Linked DNA regions of Mus musculus: region 1 is linked to region 2. A link is a contact called in ENCODE Hi-C or POLR2A ChIA-PET data. All regions are on one chromosome and are shown on one strand. The core of a region is the stretch at or near the end of the contact, and the rest is flanking DNA. Distances in the headings are between cores, read along the strand shown.

What was found. A loop is a pair of places that touch in the nucleus more often than their neighbours do. ChIA-PET counts read pairs that join two places held with the same protein, here RNA polymerase II (POLR2A).
Region 1: a loop to region 2 is called in a map of heart, with 2.9 times the contacts of the local background. The contact joins the enhancer-like site here to the promoter of Pkig in region 2. A Hi-C loop is called at or near these places in 10 of 37 maps with a recorded cell type or tissue (CH12.LX, gastrocnemius, heart and 1 more). POLR2A ChIA-PET finds 5 or more read pairs at or near these places in 2 of 5 experiments (Patski and embryonic stem cell).

Annotation. Positions count from the first base shown.
Region 1 is chr2:163,696,963-163,700,026 of GRCm38, forward strand. All of the region lies in intron 1 of Pkig (protein kinase inhibitor, gamma), which reads left to right. Among named protein-coding and RNA genes, the nearest start is that of Gm16316, 6.4 kb to the left of the region's middle. Within about 2 kb of position 1,254, at least 1 of the 3 ENCODE cell types and tissues checked has a DNase peak (open chromatin) inside an H3K27ac peak, as active enhancers do; it is heart, where a contact is called at or near this core.
Region 2 is chr2:163,657,044-163,660,112 of GRCm38, forward strand. Pkig (protein kinase inhibitor, gamma) reads left to right here and starts at 1,343. Exons shown (of 4, transcript NM_001039391.2): 1 at 1,343-1,449.

The sequences.
Region 1 (3,064 bases), core at 4-2,503, 40 kb after region 2:
CAGTGGCTGTGTAAGGTGAACCTGTAGCTACCCTGTAGCAAGGACAGTGGGAGGCCTAGATATTTTTCTGTGCCTCCCCCCCCCCCCCAGCCTGGTCCCAAGCATTGGTGACTCTGGACAGAAGCCATCCTTCTTTCTAAGGTGGTAATGAGGCCATGCTGCTCTGAAAGGGTGGAGTTTGGGCTGCCGGGTCCCTGCATGGAAACTGGGGTGGAAAGAGGTGGCATGTCTTCTTCATATGCAAGGTGAGGGTGGCTTTAGTTTCTTGTTTGTGCTACCATAGTGCCATTACAAGGCTTTCTTGACGTGTTCCACCCTGGAGGCGAGTTTACAGCATCTTAGGAATAGAGGTGGGCAAAGCTGGGACCACATTCAGATCAATCCCACAGGGTGTTGTGGGGGTAGATGAAATACAGTAAATTAGCACCTATATATTAGTACCAAACTCAGATGGGCATGGCAATTCACACCTGTAGTCCTAGCACTTGATGCTAAGGCAGGAGGATAGCCATGAGTTTCAGGCTATTCTGAACCACAAGCCTATATAGAATGAGTTCCAGGCCAACCTGGGCTGTGAAACCTTGTCACCCAAACAAACAAATAAACAACAAGATAAAAACAAAACACAACACTTGGGAGGCAGAGGCAGGCGAATTTCTGAGTTCGAGGCCAGCCTGGTCTACAGAGTGAGTTCCAGGGCTATACAGAGAAACCCTGTCTCAAAAAAACTAAAAAAAAAAAAACCCAAAAAACAAAAACCACAAGGCCATAAAGGTGGCTTAGAGGGTGAAAGAGCTTGCTGCACACATCTGTCCATCTGAGTTCAGGTCTCAGAATAATGAGGAAGGAGAGAACTGACACGGCAGGGTGTGCTTGTGTGCACACACACACCACCACCACCAGCAACAAGACAACAAAGTAAAATCAAACTGTATGCTCTGGACTGCTGCTGTACCACAGGAGGGAGAGTGCTGGTGTGTGCACTCACAGGGCAGTGTGTCTGTGAGGACCTCAGGAATGCCTCTTGGCTCTACAAGCCAGGCTTCAGGGCTGCTTTCTGTCACCCGGACCCCAAATGTTCAACTTGAAGTTAGCCATCAACACAGAGGCCGAAAGAAGTGGTGCTTCTCTCGCGGGGGGGGGGGGGCGGGGGGGGGCCGAGGGCCCTGGCCTGGCAGCTGCAGGGAGACGCTGCTGAGCACCCCCAGTCTCCTCAGCTGAGGGAGAGGCGCCAGAAGTGATTCCTACAGAGACAGAGGTGGGAACGCTTGGAAACAGTTATTACTCATGGCCCACAGCTGTGCTCACCATCGCCCGGAAATGCTTCAACACTGGCCTGGCTTCCTCTAAAAGGCATGGTTTCTCCGAGCGCTGCACTCAGCTCTGAAGTGCACATTAGAACTTAGCACTCTGTGGAGCCAACATTTCCCAGTGTAAGAGCTTTGTCGATATTCGAAAAAATGACTGCTTCCATTTGGCTCTTTGGACAGGATAAGGACCTTCAGAGCCCCAAAGAAAGGAAGTGTCTGGTAGTTCATGCACACTTATGTCCCAGGCTCTAGGTCAGCTCTGTGTACTTCAGAGATGCAGCCTCTACCATTTGGTAAATTTGTGCTCAGGGCTCCCCTGCTGTTGGGGAGTTTGAATCCACTGGCAAAGACCAAAGACTTAGACTCAATTCAAATTTAGATGAACTGAATTTATTCTTACTGCCAGCAGGATGGCAGCCTTAGAGCCAAAGGGTGCTAAAGGAAGGGTTCATAATGGTGGGCATCACAGTTACCTCCTGCTCATTGGAATCCACAGCTGGGCAAGAAAATTGCTTCATGGCCCTCAGTTCTTCTCAGCTCCATTGTACAGCAGTAAAGAGACCATTTCATCCTGCCCACAGCTAAGGTGGGTTTACAAAAGCCACAGCACGGAGTTAGTTCACAGCAGCAACACCATCTTCAGGCCCCTAGGATCTCTCATGCATCTCAGGACAAAAAGGTCAATGACTACTTAAGGGGTGCCCGGTACAGCCTTAAGTTCCTTAGCCACCATAGGGGAGTCATGTATACATTGTCATACAAACTAAACCACCCCGGGAAAATGGAAAGAAGTGACATTAATGACTGGGATGGAATGGTTTCTCCCTGGGCAAGCAATAACACAGTGCCATCAGGTCGGGCTGGCCGTCACATTCCCACAATATTAAGCACTAACGCAAGGACCATAGACACAGCTTTTGTTGTGTCCTATCCTCCACCCACTTTATTTCTGAGACAGGATCTTATCTAGTCCAGGCTGACTCACACTCACTAAATAGCTGAGGCTTGCCTTTACCATGCGTCTTTCCTCTGCCTCTGTCATGCTATAAATTAGAGGTGTATGATACCAGGCCTGGGTCAAAATTCCACATGATTTCTGGGTTGTTGGTGGTTGTTTTTTTGTTTGTTTGTATTGTTTGTTTTAAACAAAGCATTGATGTTTAAGCCAAGTTCATGTCAGGCAAACACTCCACAGTGGGGTACCTCCCAAGCCCTGTGATCCAGGGAAGACAGCAGGGGAGTGAACAGTTACTGCGTGTGCCAAGTGGAGCAAGAGAAGTGTGTGGCAGGGCTATGATGTGCTAAGTCAGTGGATCCAGCAGAGACTCTGAGTTCGGCCGCTCTCTTAGCACGTGCTTGCTCCCTCCAGTTCCTGTACTTACAGCTTTGCAGCGCTAGTGCTGGAAGCAACTGGAAGCTGCAGCCACCGCAAGGCACTTTCTCATTTACCTTCCTGTCTCCCACGCTTCAGAGGACTGGAAGGAACCCTTCCTCACAAAGTGCAGTGCCCCCCCCCACCAGGGATAGCCTGGATTGGGGACCCCAACTAAAGGGATGGGTGACTTGGAGTCTAAAGTCATCAGTGATGTTCTGATGATTTGTTTCTATAGTGTGCATTGTGATGTTCCCTTTCCTCCAATTACAGTCCATGTTCTGGACTGCATGACAGACAGACATGAGCTACCATCTGAGAGAGGAGGGGCTGCCACCTCCATTGGTCTTGACCTCTAGTCAAAACTGTGGGTGTTAGGGCT
Region 2 (3,069 bases), core at 93-2,592:
GCATGTCTGTGCACCATGTATGTGCCTGGTGCCCACAGAGGCCAGAGGACATAAAAATCCCCTGAAACTGGAGCTACAGACAGCTGTTAGGTATCATGCAGTTGCTGGGAATTGAAACAGGGTTTTCTGGGAGTGTGATAGGTCCTCTTAACCACATAGCCCCAAGTTAGTGATATGTTTGTTTGTTTGTTTGTTTGTTTCGAGACCGGGTTTCTCTGTGTAGCCCTGGCTGTCCTGGAAGAAACCACTCTCTCAGTCATTAATGACACTTTCCATTTCCCCTGAGTGGTCTAGCTTGTGTGACAATTTATATGTGACTCTCCTATAATAACTAAGGAACTTAAGGTGTACCAAGAACTCCTTAAATAGCTTAAGAAGCCATTCTGACCTAAAATGCAGGAGAATCCTAGGGGCCTACAGGCCTTCCCTATGTGAGACAAGAAGAGGAAACAGGACATTGCTTCTGTGAGGTAGTCAACCCCTTTGCTCTGGCTTCTGTAAACCTGCTTATGGCTCTGGGACTGGGATGAGGCGGACCCTTTCCCTCTGTACAGTGGGATGAGAAACAACTGAGAGGAGGAAAGCCAGTTCTTCCCCCAGCTGTGGGTTCCACCAAGCATGAGATAACTGTGATGCCCACTGCTGATGTCCATCTTTGTAAACCCTTCCTTTAGCCACTCCTTGGCAAGGCAATCTTTTGATTTGGCTCTAAGGCTGCCATCCAAGGCTGTGATTCTGTTAGTGGTAGCAATCAACTGATTTAATCTGAATTCAGATTTAGTCTAATTCATAGTTTTTCCCCCAAGTGGATACGAGCTCCACACCAGCTAGGAGCACCCTTTGAACTTAGGGTCCCTTATATTTGCAGGATTTCCCCCAGGAAACCTAATTGCTGAATATGAATTAATTATTTCCCATGCTGAAATTAATTCTGGTGTTTAAATTTTCGTGCCCCCCCCCCCAAAAAAAAACAAAAACAAAAAACTTTTACTTTTTTGCCACACCCCTTCGTTTCAGAGATTATGACAGAGGAATTTGTCACTCCACATCAATTTTTCTAGTCTTTATTTTCAGTCAGAGGGCTGGGCTTGTAGCTCAGTAATAGAGCATGTGTACCACCATCAAAAAAGTAATTAAAAAAAAAAAAGCTACATCTGGTGGCATAAACATCCGAGGGACAAGCCCTCACCTAGAGCCTCGATGGCCTCCATGCTCATCTTTCACTGGCCACCTCTCTGGAGAGCTAAGACCCCAGCCTCAGGACCGCTTTCCTTCCTCCGCCCATTGCTCCCAGTCGCGTCCCTTCCCGGCCGCCGTAGAGCAAGCGACGCGGGAGTTCGGCAGTCGCGTCGCCTAGGCAACGGCTCGGCGGCGGGCTGCGGGCGCCAGGCGGCCCCGGGGAGGCGCTCGCGCCGGCGGCCGGGGCTCTACGAGGCGACAAGGCGGCAGGTAAGCGGCGGTAGAGCGGGTGAACGTGACCCGGAGAGGAGCGGTCCGCCGGGCGACCGGCGAGGAACGGGTCGCGGGGACGCCAGGCAAGGACAGAGGGCCGGACCTTTGTCCCTTGGGCCCGCGAGCTGGCGCCTGCGACGCCCTCTGACCCCGGCCGAGTTCGGGTGGGTGCGCTTTCCGCTTTTATTCCTATGTATCTCTGGAGCCTCACTCGAAAGTTTTCCTTTTAAATAGTAATTTTTAAAAAGCTCCTATTTTATGAGGGTTGGTCGCGGAGTAGCTAGGAACTGAAGAGAACGTCTGCGTGTGTCGCTCTTCGTTGGTGGTGGTGGTGGGAGGTCGGCGAGATCGGACTTATTTCTGAGTCAGTTTTCTCACCTGCACAATGGGGATAATAATACCTGTCTTATAAGATGATCAAAACGTGTTTTTATATTTAAAATCCTCACTACATGGGCGCTTTTCTTGTTACTACTACGAGGAGCATCATTGAGTATTTATTGAGAACCAGGGCCTGGGCTGATCGCCAGCGGTTTAAAAAAAAAAAAAAGTGAATGAGACGTCTTGTCCTTAGGGAACTCCACTCCTGCCCGTAGGAAACTGACCTATGGACTGGTTTTTGGTGTAATTTGAGCTATGGTTTTACACGTACAGGAAGCTGAATGCAGTGGAGGCTGTTGTAGACCTTCAGAGGTGATCAGAGAGAGAGGATTACACTAGAAGGTTACTTCCAAAAGGAGGTATGTAGCTTGCCTTTTGTCTTGGCCAGAAGACTAGTCTGGTGTGTGTGCCTAGTGTTAGGAAAACGGTGCCTTGAGGAGACAGCCAAACTTCTAGAGACTCTCCCAAGAATTTCAGGCTGGAAGGGAGTCCAAAAGGTAGCAAGAGTGTCTACTTGATGTTTGAAGGATAAGCCTCGGCTCTTCTTGACAGACTTTTTTTAGGGTCGGAGGTGGCGTTATGGGTAAAGTTTTAGGATGTTTGCTTTTTATTTTTTGTGAACCCTCAAGGGATTTGTTTGTTTTAATACAGGATTTTGTGGCCTACAGTCTGGTCTTGATTAATGCTGCTGTGTAGCTGAGGCTTTGCCTTGAACTCCTGACTCTCATGTCTCTGCTCCTGAGTTTGTGAGCTTGCAGAGGCGTCTAATTAGAAGCGGGTGAGCGTGTGCGCATGCGCTTCCGCGATTCTATGCGCGCCCTTGATCAGAAGTAGACCTCTCACCCTCTTTGGTCTCCTTGCTATTATTTTTTGCTTTGCAGCCAGTTCTTTATGGCGATTCAAAACAAAAAAAAAAACAGATATTGACAATTATCTTAGACCTTTTTTTCATTATTAAAACTACATACTCGCTTTAGCAAGATTAGAGGTTTCGGGGCAGGCGAGATGGCTCAGTGGTTAAGAGCACCGACTGATCTTCTGAAGGTTCTGAGTTCAAATCCCAGCAATCATCTGTAATGAGATACGATGCCCTCTTCTGGTGTGTCTGAAGACAGCTACAGTGTACTTACATATAACAATAAATCTTTAAAAAGAGAGAGAGAGAAGAGGTTTCTTTAGCTTACAGTTCTGGAGATTCTTGGAGCCCACTTCTGACCATGTTCTTTTTATGGCAGA